Linked DNA regions of Homo sapiens: regions 2 and 3 are each linked to region 1. A link is a loop called in an ENCODE intact Hi-C map of the cell type or tissue named here. Cell type or tissue: CD4-positive, alpha-beta T cell. All regions are shown on one strand.

Region 1 (8,000 bases):
TTTTAGTAGAGATGGGGTTTCACCATGTTGGCCAGGCTGGTCTCAAACTCCTGATGTCAAATGATCTGCCTGCCTCGGCCTCCCAGAGTGCTGGGATTACAGGCATGGCCACCGCATCTGGCCGTCAGGGCTGATCGTTCATTCATTTAGCGCATGTGTGAGTCGGACTCTGGTCTAGATGCTGGGACAGCACGGAGCCGGACAGACAAACCCTGCACCCTGTCATCCAGCTGGGCACCGAAATGCGAGCCTCTCCCTCTTACCAGCTTCCTTGATTCCTGATCAAGGAATTCAAATTCCATGATTCCTCCTGGGACCTCATCTGTCCTTTCCAGCTTGGCTGGGGAAGTGAGGGAAGCTGCTGTGCTGTGCCAAGGCCCCCCTCCCCTGTCCTGTTTTCCTATTCACTCGGGGAAGGGTCCATAGAGGATGGCATGGATTTCGGCAGGTCCCTGGCATTGAGCTGCTCGCTGGGAGGAGGTCTGGGGCCAACTGCTGGTACCCTTTTAACTAGACTATAGGAGACTGAGCCCCTTATAACAGCCAAGAATCCCCATCAACATCCTGCAACATAGGAATAAATACTCTAAAGAAAATACAAAGTCCGAGGCCAGGTGCAGTGGCTCATGCCTGTAATCCCAGCACTTTGGGAGGCTGAGGTGGGCAGATCACTTGAGCCCTGGAGTTCCAGACCAGCCCGGGCAACATAGGGAGACCCTGTCTCTACAAAAAATTTAAAAATTAGCCGGCATGGTGGTGTATGCCTGTGGTCCCAGCCACTCAGGAGGCTGAGGCAGGAGGATCACTTGAGCCCAGGAAGTCGAAGCTGCAGTGAGCCGTAACTTGTGCCACTGCACTCCAGCCTGGGTGACAGAGTGAGACCCTGCCTCAAATATAAAGAAAGAAAGAAAGAAAAATAAAGAAAATAGAAGACGGTTGTGTTACAGAGAATGAGACTGCAGGGATAGAGGCCTGGAAGTCTCTCCATCACATTCCAATGGAGGAAGCAGACAGGGAGTGAGTGCACGCTTAAACAATAATAAACAAAGTAATGTTATGAGGTGGGATTTTAATGTGGCTTCTAAGAGGTAACCTGTGCGAGCGGATGAAATTGAGCCAGACTTGGTTGGGTGGGTCCATACAGAAGAGAGGAGAGGGCTCGGGACCCAGCTGTGGGCACAGGAATCAGAGAACAGGAGAATGGGGTTAAGCAGAATTGCAGTCCACGCAGAAAGTTCCCTCCATTTTCTTTGGCAGTGGCTGGATTCTCACCCTGCCTCCCACCTGAAGACCAGAGGCAGGAGGGAGGCCCAGGGGCTCTGTGTGGGCTTGCTGTGGCCTGGCCTGCGTGACTCGGCAAGAATGGGCAGGACATACCTTCCTGGAGGCATGCCCTAGGGGAAGCGTCCATAGAGCTGCCTGGGTGGCTGGCTCCATCCCTATCCCCTCAGCTTGGATGCAGTAACCTGCAGGGCAGAAGCTCTGTTGAAGCTCTGTCGAATCCTCACAGAGGCCTGTGAGGATTTCCCACCCACCTTCTCTGCTCCTGGGTCCCCTGCTTTGGTGGCTCTTACTGGGAACCGCAGGCGATCTTCCTTTGGACACTGTCTCTGTTTATGCTAAAATTCAAGCTGTGTTGAGCTAATGCCTTATCTACCAAGATTGTGGAGGTCATGGATAAAAAGATACCCTGCAAGATGGACAGATACTCTGGTGAATAGAGTCCTTTCCAACTTCACCAAATTCACTCACCAGAATCATCCGCAGACAGTATTTTCAGAGCATTCCTGAAGTAGAGGTATTGTCATGGCGAGGTGCGGTGGTAACTGGGGAAAGGGCTCCTTAGCATGGTGTGCTGGTCACTGTGGAACAGCTGGCTCTCCAGGGGGAAAGAGCCCCGGGTCATAGCATTTGCTGATAAATATTCCCACCAGTTCACCTCACATGAATTGGGGAGCCTGGGCAGCGCAGACGGGCACTATCCTACCCCAGGTGGTAACTCAGTCCCAGGAGAGCTGTGTGGCCCTGCCCATGAGACTCCAGAGGACTCCAGAAGAATCCCACTGCCAGATCAGGGTCACAGAACAATGCCGGACAGGCAGAGCGGGCACTGTGCAGGGCCAGGGGGTCTGGGAGAGCGTCAGAAGCTGCTAGGGCCTGTCCTCCCGGAACTGGGCCACTGTGGGCCTTTCATCTCCCGCCTCCCTTTCCGCGCCACTCCTGCGGCTGCCTGCCTCTGCCCCTTCCCACCCCACCACCCCCAGTGCGGCAATTACGGCGCTAATTAGGCTGCTTTGATCATCTTTAGAAATGGCCACATTGGGGAGGGACTCTGCCAAGCAATTAGGGGCAGAGGGGTGGGGAGCTCCAGGGCTTCCTCAGGGGGTGGGGCTGCTGAGAAACCCCAGACACCCCCTGCCCTCCTCCCTCCAGGAGTGTCTGCCCCGTCATAGCTGTAAGCTCCTCAGGGGGTAGAGGCAGATGGGGATCCCCCCCCATCCCAGCCCTGGAGCCAGGGCCCGCCCCCACCCAGCAGCCCCCCTCTGCCTGGCCTGCAGCCCAACCGTCAGCCCTTCTTCCCTGTCTTGGCCCCTTTGATGGAGCCGCAGAAACAAGGGCTCCTTTGACAGAAGGGGGGCTCGGAGCTGGGATGATGAGACTTCAGAGGTGAAGGTCAAGCCCACTACCCCACTCCTCCCCCAGTCTTGGCCACCCTCCCGTGCACCCCTCCCCCAGGCTGTCCTCTATAAAGACCCTGCAGCCCCATTCCCCTGTGGGCTCCTAGGAGTTAAGGGCCAGGTGAGGGCTGACCAGGGAGGCGGGTAATTTTGATGTAAGAGAACGGGGTCAGATGATTTGAGGGACAAGAATTCAGTGCCCGGGGGCCGAAAGGCAGCAGAAGGCGGGCACCAAAGGATAGGCACCCGGAAGGTGGACTCCGAGGAGGAGAGAGGACAGGGGTCTCTCACCCCAGCTCCTGGTCACCATGCTGCTGGCTGTGCTGCTGCTGCTACCCCTCCCAAGCTCATGGTTTGCCCACGGGCACCCACTGTACACACGCCTGCCCCCCAGCGCCCTGCAAGGTAAGTCCAGGCTGGCCCGAGAGCCGCGGGGTTGGGAGGAATGTAGAGGAAGTGGGACCCTGGGCGGGCGGGGACAGAAGAGCTTGTCACCCCCACTCATAAGGACCTTTGGCTCCTTCTGCCCACCCTGCTGCGAGAAGGGGCCAAGAACTGAGATATAGGTGGGAGAGGAGGGGTGTGGCGGGAAAGGGAAGGGGAGCTGTTGAGCATGCCGAAAGGAATGGAGAGAAGGCCCCAAGAAGCAGAGAGAAACGGCCCGGGGCAGCACCCTGCCCTTGGCTGTCCCGGCCGAAGGTGGGCCACTCAAACACAGCTACTTTCAGTCAATAAAGCTGAGTTCTGCGATGTCTGTATCTTTGGGGTGGTGTCTTTAAAAAAAATTGTTAAGGAAAAGCACCTTTCAAAGATCCCAGTCCAGCTCAGTTGAATTAGGGAGACATCTTGGGCTGAGAACCTGGGAGCACGGGCTCTGAGTGCTGGGCCCAGCGTCCCCGGGGCTCACTTGCCTCCTCATTCTGTCCCAGGCTGGTGGGTCTCCCGAGGCAGGGCTCAGGGCTGGGGCCAGGAGGATGAGGCTGAGGCTCTTCCCCAACCACGCATGATTGTGTGCCCCCTGTCCCAGCAGTTCTGTCGGCCCAGGGGACTCAGGCGTTGCAGGCAGCCCAGAGGAGCGCCCAGTGGGCAATAAACCGAGTGGCGATGGAGATCCAGCACAGATCGCACGAGTGCCGAGGTGCCCACCCTGCCCCCCGTGCCCCAGTGAGCTTGCTGCCTACCCTGGGCCCATTCTGCTGCCTCTGTCCCTTCCCTTCAGTCTTCACTCTCCTCTTGGGGGCAGAGACTGTGTTGGGCCGCAACCTAGACTACGTTTGTGAAGGTCTGTCTCTCCGAGTGGAAAGGACACGCTAGGCTTGGGGCATGGCCTGTGCAAAGGCAGGGAGGCGGAAACACTCTGGGCTCCTGTGGTGACCAGGAGAAGTTCATGGTTGCTGAAATAGAACCCGTGTGGGCTGGAGGGCTGAGCGCGAAAGGAGAGATGGGGAGAGAGAGGCTCGGCCCAGCCTGGGGTGAGGACAGGCGAGAGGGCAGCAGTGAGACTCAAAGGTCTGTTTCTCTGCAGGATCTGGGCGCCCCAGGCCTCAAGCTCTCCTCCAGGACCCACCTGAGCCAGGTGAGGTTGAAAAGGCTCGAGGGGGCAGGCCTGAGAGCCGGGTGGGCCTCGAAGGCGAGGATGGCCAGAACATGTCCCTCGTGACACCCCTTGCCCCTTTCTAGGGCCGTGCGGCGAGAGGCGTCCGAGCACTGCCAATGTGACGCGGGCCCACGGCCGCATCGTGGGGGGCAGCGCGGCGCCGCCCGGGGCCTGGCCCTGGCTGGTGAGGCTGCAGCTCGGCGGGCAGCCTCTGTGCGGCGGCGTCCTGGTAGCGGCCTCCTGGGTGCTCACGGCAGCGCACTGCTTTGTAGGGTAAGTAGGACCCCCAGGCCTTGCCCAGCTGGGGTCCCCGGCGCTGGGCCCCGCACCTGCCGGGTTGTCCGGCGGGCGACGCGCGGGAAAGGTGGTCTCTGCTGCCCCCTGGCGGCGGCCGGCCCCGGGCTTCCCCATCTCAAGGCGCCGCGCCCGCCCCGCCAGGATGCCAGCCCGGAGGGGGTGGCACGGCCGGGCGAGTTCGCCCCCTCTGGGACGGGACCCCTCCCCGGCCCGCCCTCCGTGCCCCCAGGTGGAGAAAGCCCGGCATGCGGGCGGAGGGGCAGGGTCTCCGAGGGGCCTGCGGGGTGTGCCCCTGTCCTTCCTGCGTCTCAGCTGCCGCTCGACCCGCAGCGCCCCGAATGAGCTTCTGTGGACTGTGACGCTGGCAGAGGGGTCCCGGGGGGAGCAAGCGGAGGAGGTGCCAGTGAACCGCATCCTGCCCCACCCCAAGGTGAGAAGGCAGTCCCCAGGCCCCCAAGGCTGGGCACCGCACCCCCACCCGTGCTTCCTTGACCCTGCGCCGCCTCCCCCTCCTCAGTTTGACCCGCGGACCTTCCACAACGACCTGGCCCTGGTGCAGCTGTGGACGCCGGTGAGCCCGGGGGGATCGGCGCGCCCCGTGTGCCTGCCCCAGGAGCCCCAGGAGCCCCCTGCCGGAACCGCCTGCGCCATCGCGGGCTGGGGCGCCCTCTTCGAAGGTACTGGGCGTGGGTGAGCCGGCGCGTGGTGGGAAGAACTGGGGGTCCGAGGTAATAGAGTGTAGGGAGGCCGGGTTGCCTTGGAAAAATGCTGCCTGCTCTTTCAAAGGGGGAGGAATCAAGGGGGGTGGTGGGAAGGGGACCCTCAAGGCGGGGCTCTTGCCCTCCAAACCTGAGCCTTCCACCCCTTCCCTGCAGACGGGCCTGAGGCTGAAGCAGTGAGAGAGGCCCGTGTTCCCCTGCTCAGCACCGACACCTGCCGAAGAGCCCTGGGGCCCGGGCTGCGCCCCAGCACCATGCTCTGCGCCGGGTACCTGGCGGGGGGCGTTGACTCGTGCCAGGTATGAACCCAGTCTGATGAGAAAAGGCCGGCTGAGCCTTCCCAGGGCCACTACGGCCTCTTTTCCTTCCACGTCTGTCTGTCACTCGACTTCTCTGAGCCTCTCTGTCCTCATCCCTAAAATGGACACAAGTGGCAAGCTCACACCTGCCAGGCGTAAGGCAGGCGTCATAGGGGGCAGGTGAATGCAGCGTCCTCTCTCTTGGCCCCGCAGGGTGACTCGGGAGGCCCCCTGACCTGTTCTGAGCCTGGCCCCCGCCCTAGAGAGGTCCTGTTCGGAGTCACCTCCTGGGGGGACGGCTGCGGGGAGCCAGGGAAGCCCGGGGTCTACACCCGCGTGGCAGTGTTCAAGGACTGGCTCCAGGAGCAGATGAGCGGTGAGCGCCCTCTTTCCAATGCCCCGTCCCCAGTGCCCCAACGGACAACCGTGGGACAAGCCCGTTTCCACCCGGCCCATGCCCATTCCCAGCTCCCTTCTGCCTCGGGAAAGCCTGTCTCCTTCCGGGGAAGGAGTGAGGGGGCTAGGGCCCCAAACAGAGGGTGAGCTGACCCCTGTCCCGCCCGCAGCAGCCTCCTCCAGCCGCGAGCCCAGCTGCAGGGAGCTTCTGGCCTGGGACCCCCCCCAGGAGCTGCAGGCAGACGCCGCCCGGCTCTGCGCCTTCTATGCCCGCCTGTGCCCGGGGTCCCAGGGCGCCTGTGCGCGCCTGGCGCACCAGCAGTGCCTGCAGCGCCGGCGGCGATGCGGTCAGTTCTGTTCACCCGGACCCGGACGGGGGGCAGAGGGGAGGGGGCCTGGCCAGCCTCTGACCGCCGCTCCGACTCCTGTCCGGTCCGCAGAGCTGCGCTCGCTGGCGCACACGCTGCTGGGCCTGCTGCGGAACGCGCAGGAGCTGCTCGGGCCTCGTCCGGGACTGCGGCGCCTGGCCCCCGCCCTGGCTCTCCCCGCTCCAGCGCTCAGGGAGTCTCCTCTGCACCCCGCCCGGGAGCTGCGGCTTCACTCAGGTACCCCGCGCCCTCCAGCCCAGCCCAGCCCTGGCCCGGCCCCACCCGCGCGGCACAGCCACTTTCTCCGCCGAGGCGGTACCCTAACCCTGTGCCTCCCCAGGATCGCGGGCTGCAGGCACTCGGTTCCCGAAGCGGAGGCCGGAGCCGCGCGGAGAAGCCAACGGTAATGACGCCCCCTGCCGACCTTCAGGAGGGGATAGGCTGAGGGCCTGGACGAGGTCGGAAGCGCTTCTACTGCAGCTCCGGAAAGGGCTTACCCCATGGGGCAACAGGGTGGACTCGTTCTCCCCTCCCCGCCATAGAGCGTATGACTCTTTTGGAGTACTTGTGGTTTTAGCTCTCATCAGTGTCAAACAGAGATGCTTTGCCTGGTGTTACTGCTTAACTTCTCCGAGCCTCAGTTTCCCCACCTATAGCATAAGAGGATAAGTGTGTCCCCTGGGAGGCCATCCTGAGGTGCTGGTGGGAGTGCCACCCCCAGTTCCATACCGCAACCGTTCATTATTCCCGGGGCCTCTCCTCTTCCTCCAGGCTGCCCTGGGCTGGAGCCCCTGCGACAGAAGTTGGCTGCCCTGCAGGGGGCCCATGCCTGGATCCTGCAGGTCCCCTCGGAGCACCTGGCCATGAACTTTCATGAGGTAGGTCCCCAGGCTTCCAGACTCCTTCACGATGGCCTGGGAAGGCTGAGACCCAGCCCAGGGAAGATGCAGAGGGCCCAGCCCAGATACCCTCCCAGCAGCCTGGGGTCGCCTCTGCCCCAGCTCTGGGGGTAGGTAGAGGGTCCGAGGGGAAGGGAGTGGGGCCTGCGGAGTGTGAGCCAGGCCACTGGGGGTGGTGGTGGGGAGAGTGAGTAGAGGGGTGGGTGGGAGTGTCCACATGAGCGGGAAATGAGCAGGGTTTCCAGGTCTAGGTGAGAGTTTCTGGGGCCCAGGGGGAGAGGGGGTGACCTCTGGGGTTTCAACTCAGGAGTGAGTTTCTGGGCCCCTGATCCCCACTCCTCCATCTGTAGGTCCTGGCAGATCTGGGCTCCAAGACACTGACCGGGCTTTTCAGAGCCTGGGTGCGGGCAGGCTTGGGGGGCCGGCATGTGGCCTTCAGCGGCCTGGTGGGCCTGGAGCCGGCCACACTGGCTCGCAGCCTCCCCCGGCTGCTGGTGCAGGCCCTGCAGGCCTTCCGCGTGGCTGCCCTGGCAGAAGGGGAGCCCGAGGGACCCTGGATGGATGTAGGGCAGGGGCCCGGGCTGGAGAGGAAGGGGCACCACCCACTCAACCCTCAGGTACCCCCCGCCAGGCAACCCTGAGCCATGTCTGGGCCCCCAGCCCCTGGGGAGGACCTACTGCTCCCAGGGGCTGAGAGGGGTTCGGGAGCATAATGACAAACTGTCGCTGCCCCAGTGGCTGGGTGTG
Region 2 (8,000 bases), 80 kb before region 1:
TTTTTTTTCAAGGCCAGGCACTGGCACATTGCTTCCCTATTTTACAGGCTTTGAAAGAAATGGAGATTCTGAAAGCTTAACTAATTTATCTGGCAAGGCATGGTCTCTCATGCCTGTAATCCCAGCACTTTGGGAGGCAGAGGCAGGAGGATCGCTTCAGCCCAAGAGTTGGAGACCAGCCTGGGCAACATAGTGAGACCTCCTCTCTATAGACAAAATTAGCTGGGCAAGGTGGTGCGCGCCTGTGGTCCCAGCTACTTGGATGCTGAGATGGGAAGATCAGGATCACTTGGGCCACCAGGGAGGTGGAGGCTACAGTGACCCGAGGTCATGCCACTGCACTCCAACCTGGGCAACAGAGCAAGACCTTGTCTCAAAATTAAAAAAAAAAAAAGTTTGAAATCACGCAGTGAGAGTGGCAGGGCTGGCGTTCCAGCATCGTCCTTTAAGATGTGACAGCAACAGGTCCCACTTGAGACAGCAGGAACGCGGCACCCAGTGCTGCCTCTGCACAGGCCCGATGCTTGCTGGAACCTTAAAGGCAAAGGAGACCCGATCATAAACGCATGAAGAGCGCATGTTTCATGGGATTGATGTTGATGCTGGTGTTCCATGCGAGCCACTGAGGAGAAGCCCCTCTCTCAATGGCAGGGCCATGAGAGGTGAAGGACGCCCCTCCACCCCTCCCCCAGACAGGTCTTTCCTGGCCACAGATGCCCCAGATCCCTGAATGTCAAAATCGAGTCCCAATCTCCCAGTTGAGCAGAGAAACATTCAGATCTGGTTCCTCCGTGATCAGGGAAGGCAGGCTTCCTCTGAAGCGCAGATGGCTTCACCCCTTTCTCATCTCATCACCTCTAAGCCCTGCCAGGGCGAGAGCAGCCTTTCCCAGCATCGTCCTTTAAGATGCAACAGAAACAGGTCCCACCTGAGCCAGCAGGAATGCGGCACCCAGTGGCTGGCTCTGCAGTCTTGATGCTCGCCGGCACCTTCAGGGTGAAGGACGCCCTGTCGTAAACGCATGAAGAGCCCTGCGTTTCATATATTGATGTTGTTGCTTTTTCTTTAGAGGAACGTTTGTGCACTGTGGGAACCTCTGTCTCTACCAGTGTCACCCTTGCTGTGGGGAGTGTGTACCGTGTGCGGGGGGCTGGTGGCCTTTCTCTGCTGTCTGCCACAGCGTGTGAGGGGCTCGCTGAGCCTCACACCTGCCCTATCCTTCCCCATCCCCTCCTGCCCCGGGGAGGCACAGACCCAGGGAGGAGGGGTGCTGGGAGTGAGTGCTGAGGAGCTGGGGTCCTGGCCCTGCAGCCACTGTCACACCACAGCCCCACCCCAGACCTCCAGAGTCGTGGGACTCTGGTGGCACAAGCTCCAGAAGCTTGGTCGATGCCAGGTCTGGGACCGAGGCCCCCGTCTCCGAGGCCTTGGCTTGCTGTTCTGGAAGGTGATGCTGGCTGGCAGCCATTCCCAGCCCCTCGGAGAGCAGTTGTCAGGCAGTCCCTGAGCTCCAGCGCCCCATTCCCAGCAGGGCCCAGTGATCTCATGCCTGTGCCCCTGGTGCTGGGAGGAGCGGGTTGGCACTAGGGCCGGTGCCCACATCAGAGGAGGAAGGTCTGAAGCCAGGGCAGGGGGCAGGGCACCCTCCCGTCCAGCGGCCCCAGTGCCCACTCCATTCCTTCGGGGCTCCCGTGGCCCAGAGTGTGGAGCGGCGCGGCCTGACCACCCAGGATAGCTTGGGGCGTTTCGGAGGTTTGGCTGCCTAGGCTGTGCACCTAGCACTGCTCCCCAGGAGAGGGAGGGAGGAGGTCAGAGTAGAGGGCCCTGCTGACCAGGTCACTGTCACAGCCTCCATCTCTGGCCCTGGGTTCCCATAGGAGCGCCTAGGCTCTAAGCTGGAGCCTCCCCATCCCAGGACCTTGGGGAGGAAGAGGCTGGGCGCCACCTGCTGGCCCACCAGGGAATTGACAGGGTGGGGGACTGTGGAGCCTGTGCTGGCCGCAGATGAGAGCCCTGACTCCCACCTTCCCTACCCCACCCACCCTGCACCGTCCAGCTCAGTTCTCTGACCCGTGGTGCCAGGTCCCATTTGCAATGGCGAATACTGAACTCGGTGCAACTCTGGCTGCTGGCAGCTGGGCTTGGCCTGCACCTTCCTGTCCCCAGACTCCACTGGGGACCTCCCTTCCAGCCATCCCAGGGCGTCACCACCACAGCCAGGGGCCAGCCCCACCTTCATTCACTCTTGCTCATAGCTCACCTCTTCTCTCCACCCCCATCTGCTACCTGCAGCATCAGAAGGACATGAGGGCACCAGACAGCCCCTGCAGCTGTCCTCAAACATCATGGCCAAGGCTGTGCCTGGGAAGTGGACTCTCTGCAGTGCCAGCTCCCTCCTCAGTGCCCTTGACCTTTATCTGGGTCCCTGCTTGATGTGGCCCAACTGGCTGGGCCAGAGCCCCACAGGCGCTGTCCCGACCCCCAGCCCCCTAGAGGGAGGGAGAGGCTGAGACGGCAAGGGAAGCAGAGACTCAGCCACACCAAGGGCCCTGGCAAGGTGGGCCTCTCCTCCATAGCCTCACCAGGCTTCACGTTCAAGGTCACCAAGAGTGCACTTGTTCACTGTTGAGGGCAGGGGTGACTCCTGGGACTGTGCTGGGGTCCAGGGAGAGCAGGTAGTGGAGTTGCCAGGGAAGCAGCTTGCCTGAGGTCTGTGGTCTTGGCAGGGGCTTCCACAGCGGCCCCACCCTCTCCCTGTCCCCTCCCTCCTGTCCTTGTCCTCGTGTTTACTGAAGATCATGAGAAGGGATGTGGAGAGCGCCTGCAGGAACTGAGAGCAGGAGCCTGGCTCAGCCCTGAGAGGCCCCCAGATATTCAATTCCTAAACCCATAGGGTGGGGCATGGGCACAGAGGAGAAACCGGGGCCGCCCGGCACAGCCCTGCTCTTTCACCCTGCCCGCCTGGTGGCCTCCTTAGCCTGCAGCCTCGGAGCGACCCAGTATGGGGGCATGCTGCCACCTGCTGGCCACACTTCAAAATGCAACCCAGGGTCGGCCTGGAGGCTACAGGTGTCCCTCTTCCCCCAGGCCTGCAACTGGGCTGGGGAAGGGGCACCAGGGAACAGCCCAGGTGCTCCTGCCCAGGAGGATTGTCCGACTGCGTGGGGAGAAAGTCCAGAACCGTGCTTGGCACATGGTAATCTTTGTGGAATGAGTGAACAAATGAATGAATGAACTATGCATCTGATGCTTTTCGGTGATGATGACCCAACCAAGATAGATTACATGAGCCATTTTCCAGCAGGAACTGGGACTCCTCTTGGGCTGACAAGATGTAAGTATGAAATCTAAATAAGATTCCAATGGCACTAGACAGTGACACACGTGACCCTAGCTATAAATGCCCATGGAAGAGAATTCTGTCTGACATTCAGGGAAGACTTGGAGCGGGGCAAGGGGATGGGATTGATGGCAGAAGTGAGACTCACAGGACACGTGTGGGAGACCCCTGGCTGGCCATGTTGGGGGAGGAGGGGCAACAGGAAAGCAGCGCCTGGATCTCGAGGGACTTGGCCGGCTCAGTCCTTCCATCGGGAGCCACATTCATTCACAGCGACTGTTGAGTCTAACAACGCTCAAGTACAGCAAAGCTGGAGCAACAGGCCCTGAAAGGGTGACTCCAGGGTCTCACCCCACCCTGACTCCTTCCCTCCTGCTGCCTCAGACTCTCCTGTCTACCCTCAGAGACCCTGTCGGGAGGCTTCCCTCCAACAAGGCACCATCCCCAGGGAGAAGGGAGCCCAGCACTCCTGGCCCTGTGGGGTCCTCAGTCCACTCACCACTGCCACATGCCCCAGGGAGTCCTCGGACTAGGACCTGGGCCGGGCCCCCCTGGGTTCCTATGGCCTGGGCGAGCATGGTGCCCTCTTACAGCCTGGGCTGCCTGAGCATTCCAGGCATCCTGTCATTCAGCAGAGATCTTTCCTCGGTGCCTTCTCTGGATTGGGTGGGCTGCTGAGCTCTGGGGCTGCTGCCGTGAATTATTTAATAGATGGGTGCTTCCCTGCTCTCCAGGGTCCCCCTCTGGGAGAGCCAGCACAGGAGCTAACCAGTCAGAGGAGAAGGCGGTGTAGACCAACTGGTGCAGGGGAGACCATGGGGGTGCTGGGCAAGACAGGGACTTGGCGGAACACATGAGATGAGGCAGGGCTGAGCCCCACAGCCAACTCCTCCCCCCAGAGCCGGGCATGAGGTGCTCAGCGGATGACCACCAGCTCCCCGAGCTGGACCACATGTCACACAGGTTTCTGGGATTTGCTTCTAGAAAAGCCTGACCCAAACATTTGGAGATGACAAGTACTCACTGGCCTGGAAGGAGGTGCTCACCAACATGTGCTTCCGGCCCATGCAGATAAGGAGGGCCCAGCCCAGTCCCCATGCAGGTAAGGAGGGCCCAGCCCCAGTCTCCCCCACTCCCGGGAGCACACTGGCCCCAGACCGGTGACCTCTACGTGCAAGCACAGGCCCCCACCGTTCCTGCCTGCTCTGGACATGGCTGGGTGGACGGGGGCTGCTCCTCCTCTGCCAGAGGGTGGGAGAGGAGGCCGACCCCAGGCAGCACCTAGGAGGGGGCACCCTGAGCCTCTTGAGTTTGAGCCGCTGTCTCCTGCTCACACTCGCTCAAGGACAGAGTGCCCTGGAGCTGAGGGGCTACTGAGACCTCCTGTCAGGCTGGGGTCCTGGAGGAGAGACAGGGTCCCATGTGGCTTCCTGTCCCAGGGAACACTCCGCAGCCTCCATCCCCACGTGGAGTCCAGAACCAGCTGTCAGCCTCTGGCCAGTGTGGGAAAGAAGCGGACTTGGCTGGGGGCCTAGGCCTGGGCCTGCAGGGAGGTGGCAGCCTGTGGGGTGGACAGCTGGGCTTGCTCTGGGATGCCTGTCACAGCGTCCCAGGCTGAGCTTCCCCCGTGCAGGGCCCGAGCATCCTGGGACCAGGACCCCAGAGGACCCTCGGGTCAGCGGGAGCAGTGGTTGCTGATGGGTCGGCTCTGGGTCCCGGCCCGGCCCAGGGCCAGGGACAGGCTATATTTTAGGGGCTCGGTCACTCGGAAGATTCAATCTGTTCACAAGAACTGGATGGCTTCAGCTGACCTCAGTGGATTTATTTTCTGACACTTCAAGCTCTGCTGGGTTTGAAGCCATCAGGGCCTGCTTGGGCCTGGTCACCGTGACCTGCCCCCAGTCACAAGTGTCTGCCCAGCCAAGCACCTGTGGCACCCACAGCGGAGAGGGGCTGGGCCGTGCCCACTGGGCTCTCTCTGTTCTACACTGCAGCGGCTCTAGGCCTGGCAGAGAAGGCGCAGCAGCCCCTGAGTCCCAGAACTGCCTCTGGCTCTGCCCTGCTGGGGCCCCTCCCATGTCCCTGCCTCTGACGCCATCACCTCCAAGGAGGTACAAGCCAAGCTGGAGCTCCAGAGATCGGAGCCGCTCCGGAGTTAGCCAGAGCCCGAACAGGCTGCATTCTCCTGGCTCGCCTCCCAGGGAGCTCAGAGGCGCCCTTGCCCGGGAATCCGATGGCAGAGAGTTACCAGGTCTGCGGTGCTCCTGTTCCTCAGCCCCGGGAACTGGGGTGGGGACAGGACAGAGCAGCAGCAGAGAGCACAGAAAGGTGTGAGGGGGCACACAGTCCCCAGTGAGCATCTGCATCAGGACACCAGGGCTGTCCCAGGGCTGTCCCAGGGATGGCTGGGCCTGTGGGAAAGCCATGGTCCCCACCCATCCCACCCGACCCTGAGCCACCTCCACCAGCCAAGAGGGGCCAGGGCCCTTCATCAACCTCACCCAGGTCATCTGGGGAACTGGGCCACCACTGAGAACAAAGCCCAGACATGTCTGGGAGTGGAGGCTGTGCCCACCTCCCCCAGAGACTTGCCCCCGACTTAACCCAGGGCCCAGCAGGGGCTGGAAGGGAAGTGGAGTTAGGGAGCGGAGCAGGTCACCATCAGCTGCGCCCTGGATTCCAGGGCCCGTGTGCACAGAGTAACGGGAGCTGGCTGTCTGTCTGGCCAAGGGCACAGGAGGGTGAGTGTGTACAGCAGCCAGGGAGCAAGGGAGCCAGAGAGACACACAGGAGTGACCTTGGACCTCTGCGAGGAACCCGTTCACTCGCTCCCAGGCAGTAGCACTGGCCCTGACACCCAGCCCTGAAAGCTCGGAGACTGCAGGACAAACAGCTTCAGGGGCTGTGGCCCCAGCTGGGACGGGCTATGCGCTGGTCCCTAGAGACTCTCGGTATCTCCCCCTGCCCCAGTCCTGCCTCCTGCCCAGCACAAGGGCCTTTGGAACTCAGCCCTCTGTGTCTCAGCCCCCGGGAGGGTCAGGTGTCAGAGACGAGAAGGGCCGAGGCTGGCAGGCCGGAAACTGCCTCCCTTGGCTGCTGTGGGGTGGAGTACCAGGGGACACAGAGGTGCTGGGGTGAAGCGTGGCTTCAGCTGCGTGGGATCAATGCCAGAGGGGATGAGGTCAGCTCCGACCAAAGGTGTGCCTAGGTCCGAGAGGAAGCGCCAGGAGCCTGAGGCCTGTGTTGCACGGGGCAGGGAATGGCATCCTGGGCTTTCTTGCCTGCCTCCCACTCTAGCCAGATGGAGCAATGGACTTGGCCTCCTTGAACAAAGACCACAGCCTCCTCAGCTTCTGCTTGTGTCTCCAGCAGACAGCGCCTGCAGCCCCCGGTCATACATGGCCACAGGCTTCCCCCTCCTCCTTCCTGGGCCAGAGTAGCAGCCTCAGCCCCATGCTGGGGAGGGGTAGACCAGAGACGGTTCCCTCCTGGTGGTGCCCAGCAGTGACTCAGCAGCGACGGCACATGTCTGGGCCATTCTCAGTGCTGCCACCTTGAGGGCATTTGGGAGGCCCAGGCAGGCCAGATTTGTCTCCTGGAGAGAAGTATGGGCACCCCTGGGCTCTGCCTGCCTCCTGGCCTCCCCTTGGGTTCCCTTGTACAGAAAGGGGCACTGGTCCTGGCCCTGGTCCTCCCTGGCTTTGCTCAGCAGCCAGCAGCCCGCCAGGTCTGTGCACACCAAGGCTGCCGATGGCAAAGCTGTGGGTGGCATGGGACCTCTGGGAATAGTCGGAAAGCTCTGGGCTGGCCAGGCTCTGACCCGCCCCACAGATGGCACTTTACTTCTGCTCGGGGCTGCTGCAGGACCTGGCACAGTTCGGGCACTATGCGCTCATCATGCCCCTGTACACACACTTCACCCACAGTGGGTGCTCGGTGGCCCAAGACCATTCAGCGGTGATGGTGGAGGTCCAAAGGTCGGGCGACCCAAGTGTAGGGGAACCCGACCTGAGAACTCTCTCTATGGGCCGGTGCTGCGGAAGCTGCAGGGGGTCTACAGCCAGCCCTGGACACAGCCGAGAGGAGGGCGCTGACCTCGGAGGGCTGCTTTCTGCTGCCCTGGGAGCTGGGTGCTGGGGTCCTAATCTGTCGTCTGGGGTGGAGCACCATGCAGCTCATCCCCCAGCCATCACCATTCCCCACTGCCCGCCCTCCACCCTCATGCCCCATACAACACCGCCCACGACCCCGCCCCCTCTTCCCAGGCTATAGGGAGCGACTAGACATGGCGCCCGATACCCTGCAGAAGCAGGCAGACCACTGCAACGACGGCCGCATGGCGTCCAAGCACATGAAGGAACTCAGCACCGGTCTCTTCTTTGCCATTCTGGTCAAGGTGAGCCCTCCAGCCTGGTGCCCCTCACCTCCCTCTGGCTCCCGACCCTCCTGGGCACCTGCTCACCAGGAGGCCTCGAGGAGCCCAGGGCAGTGCCAGGAGGTGCCATGGCTGCAGCACTGTCCCTGCAGGAGAGTGGCCCCCTGGAGTCAGAAGCCATGGTGATGGGCGTCCTGAAGCAAGCCTTCGACGTGCTGGTGCTGCGCTATGGCGTGCAGAAGCGCATCTACTGCAACGTGAGTGCCCTGGGAGAGCCCGGGGGCG
Region 3 (8,000 bases), 610 kb before region 1:
ACCTGGCATCATTTCCCCACCCCAGGGTCTGTATCCATAACTCACTCTTGCAGGCCTTTTGCCATGTCACGTGACACATTCACAGACTCTAGGACTAGGGCGTGAGCTTCTTTGGGGACTCAATGTTCTGCCTGTCACACATTGTGAGACTGCTGAGCCAATCCGGCAAATGATGGAAGGACCTGGAATTATTGATAACCAGCCTCCACTCCATCCCCAACAGCCAGCTGCCCTTGGGACCCACATCTTGCTGAGGGCCTGGGATTGATTGCACTTAGCATGGATGTTACTCCTTGGCTTCCAGGCCCCAGAGTTCTTTTCTTCTTTTTCTTTTTTTTCTTTTTTTTTTTTTTTGAGATGGAATCTTGCTCTGTCGCCCAGGCAGGAGTGCGGTGGTGCCATCTCGGCTCACTGCAACCTCTGTCTCCCGGGTTCAAGTGATTCTTCTGCCTCAGCCTCCTGAGCAGCTGGGATTACAGGTGCCTGCCACTGCGCCCAACTGATTTTTTTTTTATTTTTAGTAGAGACAGGGTTTCACCATGTTGACCACACTGGTCTCAAACTCCTGACTTCAAGTGATCCACCTGCCTCGGCCTCCCAAAGTGCTGAGATTACAGGTGTGAGCCACCACACCTGGCCTCCAGAGTTCTTCTAAGCAGATCTTATAGTTACCCAGGATCCAGGGGACAGGCAAGGCCTGACTTCTTCGTGGCCCAGCCTGGCCTGAAGGGGAGAATGTGGGTTTCCACTACTGAACAGGGGCATGTGGGCATTTGGGCAAGGTCAGCACCTGCCTTTTCACGTGCTCTCCAGCAAGGTGTCTGTGGACACGAGCCATGTGCATGGGGAGGCCTTGGCTGTGGGGGGAGCTGGGCCTTATGGGCAGGGATGCTTGGCAGAGATGACCAGTGCTTCACCCGTACGTCCAGGAGGAGGCCATGTCTTAGCCCACTTTGTGCTGCTGTAACAAAATGCCAGAGCCTGGGTAATTTATAAAGAACAGAAATTTATTTTCTCAGAGTTCTGGAGGTTGAGAAGTTCAAGAGTGAGTTGCCAGCAAGTCCATTGTCTGGTGAGGGTCTGCTCTCTGCTTCCAACATGGCGCCTTGAATGCTGCATCCTCTAGAGGGAGGAGCGCTCTGTCCTCACATGGCAGAAGCTGGAAGGGCAAAATGAAACCAAACTCCCTTCTTGATGAGGGAGTCAATGGCACCATCAAGCCCTTTTAGAATGGCATTAATCTATTCATGAGTGCAGAGCCCTCATGACCTAAACATTTCCCATATTCCAACACTGTTGCTTTGGGGATTGAGTTTCCAACACACATTTGGGGGACATATTCAGACCATAGCAGGCTGGAACCTTCAAGCATCCAGGAGGGAAGGCTCCTCGCTGGGACTGAGAACAGGATGTCAGCCTGGGGCTGGGTGCAGCCTGCAGGGCCCAAGGATGCCCAGCAGGTGCATGCACTTTTACGACCCAGCCGCCTGCCGGCCCAGAGCTCTTCCTTGCCCCAGTCAGGGCCCAGCCGTCACTAGCAGGAGGCCGTCTCCAGGGCGTTGGCCAGAGCAGAGTTCTCTCACCTCCCCAGCCTCGGCGGAGGAGGAGAAAGTGGCTGTGGCCTCCTGTGGAAGGGGTGGCGATAAGGGACTTTGGCAGTTCCAGGAACTTTGGCCACCTTGAGGCCTTCTAGGAGCCCTGTCTTCTGGGGGGTGGTATACCCCACCAGCACCTGCAGTGCTGGGGTCACTGTGCGCTGGTCAGGTGGCCTGACTGAGGCGCTGCCCCATCTCCAATGTCCCCACCACAATACCTGGCTGCAGGAAGCGCAGTGCAGCTGTGTGCAGAGCCCAGGTGGTTTCTGTCTACCCTGGTGGGGGTGGAGCCAGGCATGGACACTGCTGCAGCCCTGGGAGCCAGGTTCTGGGGCAGTCATATTCCGGTCCCCATCCAGCCCTGGGACACTCACTTTGTCTGCTCAGCCTCGTTTAGGATGAAGCCCATCAAAGGCCTTCATGTTGGGGGTGAGGGGTGTTCATCACAGAACCCGTGTACTACAGTTGACTGCCCAAGGGGTGGGTCCTTGACCCCAGCTAGGCCAACTGGGTCCTCCCCTGGGTTTGTTTTGTTTTGTTTTGTTTTTTTAAGTCTGGAGTGCCTTTCCCCCTTCACTCACTTTCTGATCTACATCCTGGGAGGTGAGAGGCATCATGGTTTTAACTGATCTGAGAGAATGTGGCTGACCCTTGCTCCCTAAGCCAGAGAGTTGGTGCAGACGAAGTCCCTGTGGCCTTGGTGATGCTGATTCCAAGCCCCTGCCACCCCCAAAGGCACTTTTCTCCCAGTGCCTGAGGGCCTGGCTTCTTTCAGCAGAGCCATGGGAGTTGAGCGTCTCATTTGTGCGCCCCACCCTGCCCCCTCAGCAGACAGGCAGGGCTGGGCTGGGCCCAGGCCAGACTCTCCTCTCCCAGGAGCTCTTTGAGGAGCAGCAGGGTGCAGCCAAGAGCGAGCACCTGGGGTTGGCAAGAGGAGACGGGTCTGGAGTCCCCTGGGCAGAGGGAGAGTCCAGCTTCTGGGGAGAAGTGGATCCTCCAGGGTCTAGGGCTGTGTCTGGGGAGCCAGCTCCACAGGGAGTCTGGGCACAACCTGGTGTGGTCTTTGGAACAGCAGGGCCTTGGACAGAAAGCTGTGAAAAAGGCAAAGAGGGGCCCACGATCCAAAGCACCAGTCCATCTTTGCCAACAGTGGTCTGTGCCTGCCTCTTGGAAAGGCCCGTGGTAACAGTTCTCCAACAAGAATCATGTCCTTTGGGTGTTTTGCTTTGCTTTTAAAAAATTTATAACCACATTGCAAACATTTGGAAGATTGAAAACCAACAAAAAAATCGCCAGCAGCCACTGTTCAAGTGTAGAAAAATGCTTGTTTTAGTTAATTTTCTAGCCGGTGTGGTGGCTCATGCCTGTAATCCCAGCACTTTGGGAGGCCGAGGCAGGCAGATCACCTGAGGTCAGGAGTTTGAGAACAGCCTGGCCAACATGGTGAAACCCTGTCTGTACTAAAAATTCAAAAATTAGCCGAGGATCGTGGTGGTGCGCGCCTGTAATCCCAGCTACTCCGGAGGCTGAGGCACGAGAATCACTTGAACACGGGAGGCGGAGGTTGCAGTGAGCCGAAATTGTGCCACTGCACTCCAGCCTGGGTGACAGAGTGAGACTCCATTTCAAAAAAAAAAGGAAAAAATGTTCTAGCATGCAGTCTAGTACTGTGATAGAAGCAGGTTTGGGCTAGGTAACCTAAACCAGTGATTCTCAAGTGCAGTCCCAGGAACAGCAGCAGCACCTGGAAACTTGTTAGAAATGCCAGTTCTCAGGTCCTACCTCCGACCTTCCAAATTAGAACTGAGGGTGAGTTTCAGCAAGTTGTGTTTTAACAGATCTGAATATGTTCTAGTTTGGGAGCGACTGACTCAACACTTTGTAATTTCATGCAGTCCTACTGCTTCACCACCAGAGGGCACCAGGAGGCTGTGGTTTTCCCCTTAAAATTGCCAGCTTTTAGATTCTCAGTGTCGGCCACAGATACTATTCAGACCTCACTGGACTTTAAAAAATAAAGAATGACGGACGATATGTTGAGAATTATTGGCTAACCTTAAATACCACCATGTTTGGACCAAATTGAACTGTCATTGTGGTTAGTCCTTGCCCAACTGCAGAGCCAGTGTCTTTTGGTGGTGGTGGAACGCATTTGGTGGTACTTCTTTTGTTCAGAACATAAAGAAATGTAAAAGCATTGGGGTCAGAAACAAAGACAGACTCCTATTAAAAGTCTGAATTCTTTATGGCTGGGCATGGTGGCTCACGCCTGTAATCCCAGCACTTTGGGAGGCCAAGGCGGGTGGATCCCCTGAGATCAGGAGTTCGAGACCAGCCTGGCCAACATGGTGAAATCTCTATTAAAAATACAAAAAATTAGGCAGGCATGGTGGCAGTCACCTGTAATCCCAGCTCCTCGGGAGGCTGAGGCAGGAGAATCGCTTGAACCTGGGAGGTGGATGTTGCAGTGAGCTGAGATCACACCATTGCACTCCAGCCTGAGCAACAAGAGGGAAACTTTGTCTCAAAAAAAGAAAAAAGTTCTGTATTCTATATGGCCAGGTGCGATGGCTCATACCTGCAATCCTAGCACTTTGGGAGGCCATGGTGGGTGCATCGCTTCAGCCCAGAAGTTTGAGACCAGCCTGGGCAACATGGCAAAACCCTGTCTCTACAAAAAAAAAAAAAATTAGCAGGGTGTAGTGTCACGTGCCTGTAGTCCCAGCTACTCGGGAGGCTGAGGTGGGAGGATGGGTTGAGGCTTCAATGAGCTGAGATGGTGCCACTGCACTCCAGTCTGGGCGACAGAGTGAGATCCTGTCTAAAAAAAAAAAAAAAACAAGTTCTATGAAAGGCAGAATACAGTTCCACTGTGGCCACGCCTGTAATCCCAATACTATGGGAGGCTGAGGCAGGCGGATCATGAGGTCAAGAGATCAAGACCATCCTGGCCAATATCGTGAAACTCCGTCTCTACTAAAAATACAAAAATTAGCTGGGCGTGGTAGCACGCTTGTAGTCCCAGCTACTCAGGAGGCTGAGGCAGGAGAATTGCTTGAACCCAGGAGGCAGAGGTTGCAGTGAGCTAAGATCGCGCCACTGCACTCCAGCCTGGCGATGGAGCGAGACTCTGTCTCAAAAAAAAAAAAGAGACTTATGATAGATGCGGTTGTTTGCCTCTCCTCCCACACCTGCTTCAAACAGTGTTTGGGTGCTGCATTAGCACCCAGTGGCCTTAGAAAGTGCCTTCAGAACAGTGGGCTCCAGGCAGGGAAGGCTCTCTTGGAGGTGGTCTTTGGGCCTCCTCAAGCTTCCCAGGGGTCTAGGAATGACCTGTGTGATCTAGCTTCCTGCCACTTCCTGGAGCATTTGACTTTCTTCTTCATGGCCCCCAGCGCCCTTTTCTGAGAACACCACTGACCTCAGCAGTTTCTCTGAGTGGTTTGCGAAGCCCCGAGGCATGTGTGCCAAGGACCTCCCTGAGATGCCTGAGCTGCTCTTCCCACTCACAGAGCTTTGTGGGGGTTTTAATACAATAAGCCATCAAAAGTATAGATTAGACTTTTTTAGCACTGCGTAAAAGACACTTCCATTAAACTCCATGGTTTTTTTTTTTTTTTTTTTTTTTTTTTTTTTGCTTTATTGGAACTGTGCCGTTATCCAAAACTCAGCCATAGACATGACGATTTATTCATTTGACAAACACTGAAATTTTTGGCGGGGTGGGGAACGAAGTCTGGGCTCTGTCACCTAGACTGGACTGCAGTGGTGCAATCATGGCTCACTGCAAGCTTGACCTGCTGGGCTCAAGCGATCCTTTCCCCCTGCCTCAGTCTCCCAAGTAGCTGGGACTACAGGCCTGCACCACCACGGCCAGCTAATTTTTAAATTTTTTGTAGAGACAAGTTCTCCCTATGTTGCCCAGGCTGGTCTTGAAATCCTGGGCTCAAGCAATTGGCCTACCTCGGCCTCCCAAAGTGTTAGAATTATAGGCATGAGCCACCATGCCCAGCCAACAAGCATTTATTGAGCATTTAAAGTGTTCTAGGGGTCAGGCTGTGCCTCATGCCTATAATCCCAGCACTTTGGGAGGCTGAGGCAGGCGGATCACCTGAGGTCAGGAGTTCAAGACCACCCTGGCCAACATGGCGAAACCCTGTCTCTACTAAAAATACAAAAATTAGCCGGAGGTGGTGGTGGGCGCCTGTAATCCCAGCTACTTGGGAGGCTGAGGCATGAGAATCACTTGAGCCCGGGAGGCGGAGCTTGCAGTGAACTGAGATTGTACACCACTACATTACAGCCTGGGCAACAGAGCGAGACTTCATCTCAAAAAAAAAAAAAGTGTTCTAGGGTATAGACACTGGACTTGCAGTGGGAACAAAACAAAATTCCACCCCATGGAATTTACATTCTGATGGGAAAGATGAGCAATAAACAAATAAGCACAGAATATGACGTCAGAAGGAAAAGAAAGCAGAGTGGGGAGTACCAGGGCGTGGGCAGCGGGGAGAAGGCTTTCCAGATAAGATATTGGAAAAGGCCTAACTGGGGGATTGGCTTTGGAGCGGAGATCTGAATGAAAAAGTAAGTGAATGCATCCTGAGAATGTCTAGGGAAACGGCTGTCCAGGCAGAGAGAACATCAAGTGCAAAGGCCCTGCGGTAGGACTCATCCCTTAGGCTTGCAGAGAGGGGAGTAGGACTGGAAGCAAGGAGATTCCCCTTCCATGCCCGGGCATCTCTTTCAGTTGCCCAGGCATGAGATGGAGGTGGCTGGAGCAGGGTGGGAGCAGAGGAGGGGCAAGATGTGGCTGGATCCAGGATGAGCTTGGAGGGTGGGGTGCCCAGCATCCATGTCTGCATTATGTGAGTTACAACCTCTCTAGATATGGGTGGCTTCACGTATTCTCTTTAAAATTCTCTTTCGGTGATATATATTATTGAAAAGATGATCACCTAGGAAAGACCGTAGCTTCCTATTCACCCTGTATCCAGTATACTTTGCTGGAGAAGCCCACGCATGTTATGCAAGTACTATTTTATTTTATTTTATTTTTTAGAGTCTTGCTCTGCCACCCAGGTTGGAGTGCAGTGGTGCGATCTCAGCTCACTCCAACCTCTGCCTCCCAGGTTCAGCCTCCCAAGTAGCTGAGACGACAGGCATGCACCACCATGCCTGGCTAATTTTTGAATTTTTAGTAGAGACGGGGTTTCACCATGTTGGCCAGGCTGGTCTTGAACCCCTGATGTCAAGTGATCCTCCCACCTCAGCCTCCCAAATCCATGTGCATCCTATCATTGGTCTTGCCACTTATTAAGTATTCACTGTGCCAGCAGCAAAGACCTTTTCACAGCATCCGGCATCTGGTTCCCCACCCCCACCCTCAGCCCTCTGAATTAGGTATTATTCCCATTTGACAGATAAGAAACTGCGGCTCAGAGGGGCCAAGATGTTTGTCTAACCACATGTATTCTAAGATGTTTGTCTTCAGGCCTAACGGTCAGAGAGACCTTCTCATTACAGGAAGGGACCACAAGGGGAATTGTTGCCAGAGGACGGATGTGGCGGCCTAGGGGAAATGGGCTTTGCAGGATCATAAAGGAAGCCTTAAAACTTTGATAATGACAACAACAGAAATTGAGCAGCCATTTCTGTGGCTTTTTTTTTTCTTTGAGACAGAGTCTCCCTCTGTTGCCCAGGCTGGAGTGCAGTGGCGCAATCTCAGCTCACTGCAAGCTCTGCCTCCCGGGTTCAAATGATTCTCCTGCTTCAGCCTCCCTGGTAGCTGGGATTACAGACATGCACCACAATGCACGGCTCATTTTTGTACTTTCAGTAGAGATAGGGTTTCGCCATGTTGGCCAGGCTGGTATCGAACTCCTGATCTCAGGTGATCTGCCTGCCTCAGCCTCCCAAAGTGCTGGGGTTACAGGAGTGAGCCACCACGCCCAGCCCTGAGCAGCCATTTCTGTGGCTTTTGGACGTGAAGATGTGCAGGGAGGAAAGCCTGTGTGGGAAGGAGCGCTTCCTGCGGGGGCGGGGGAGGTCTCTCCTTCTTCATGTGCCTGCCACTCCCTTAGAAGAGACCTCTCTTGGGCAGTGTCTTGGAAGGTAGGGTGGCCAGCATCCATCAAGGGACAGAAGCTAATGTCCCCAGGCCAGCCACATTGGTTTGACTTGCTGATAACAGAATGTGGTCCTCTGTGCCTTCTGCAAAGAGCCCTCCAGCAAACTTCTGCCAGCACCTGGGACATTCCAGGAACTGGGCTAGATGTCGGGAACACCAAAACAAGAAAGGCCCCATTCCTGCCCTTGAGGGAGTTGCAGCCACCTTTGGGGTATAGCAGAGCATCTTGGCTCTGCCCAAATGGGACCGCTTTTATGGACCAGGGAGTTCACGGC

What was found. Hi-C counts contacts between places; a loop is a spot of excess contacts. Peaks named below come from ENCODE experiments on the same cell type or tissue, not always from the same donor. Only the 100,000 strongest peaks of a DNase experiment are listed, where the experiment ranks them.
Region 2: it touches region 1 in a loop (3.0-fold over the local background); 72 of 110 quality-filtered maps call a loop at or near these places.
Region 3: a loop joins it to region 1, with 4 times the contacts of the local background. A loop is called at or near these places in 58 of 110 quality-filtered maps.

The regions. Positions count from the first base shown.
Region 1 is chr2:232,517,613-232,525,612 of GRCh38, forward strand. PRSS56 (serine protease 56) reads left to right here and starts at 2,776. Exons shown (of 13, transcript NM_001195129.2): 1 at 2,776-3,083; 2 at 3,709-3,816; 3 at 4,204-4,254; 4 at 4,359-4,548; 5 at 4,903-5,002; 6 at 5,090-5,249; 7 at 5,448-5,590; 8 at 5,804-5,966; 9 at 6,160-6,333; 10 at 6,427-6,591; 11 at 6,695-6,757; 12 at 7,126-7,232; 13 at 7,604-8,000. The coding sequence starts at 2,987. The coding sequence ends at 7,894. RefSeq lists a silencer at 4,559-4,758 and an enhancer at 6,029-6,538. In CD4-positive, alpha-beta T cell, CTCF peaks have their summits at 4,650 (motif pointing left) and 4,859; DNase peaks (open chromatin) are centred at 4,659 and 6,769; H3K4me3 peaks cover 367 bases; H3K27me3 peaks cover 4,088 bases.
Region 2 is chr2:232,437,715-232,445,714 of GRCh38, forward strand. It overlaps the pseudogene DIS3L2P1. Among named protein-coding and RNA genes, the nearest start is that of ALPI, 14 kb to the right of the region's middle. RefSeq lists enhancers at 1,572-2,075, 2,076-2,580, 5,792-6,429. In CD4-positive, alpha-beta T cell, CTCF peaks have their summits at 1,914 (motif pointing left), 2,113, 3,044 (motif pointing left), 6,929 (motif pointing left) and 1 weaker place; DNase peaks (open chromatin) are centred at 1,894, 3,017 and 6,867; H3K27me3 peaks cover 237 bases.
Region 3 is chr2:231,902,743-231,910,742 of GRCh38, forward strand. No RefSeq gene overlaps it. Among named protein-coding and RNA genes, the nearest start is that of MIR1471, 14 kb to the left of the region's middle. RefSeq lists enhancers at 2,388-3,006, 3,007-3,624. In CD4-positive, alpha-beta T cell, CTCF peaks have their summits at 3,508 (motif pointing right) and 3,709; a DNase peak (open chromatin) is centred at 3,509.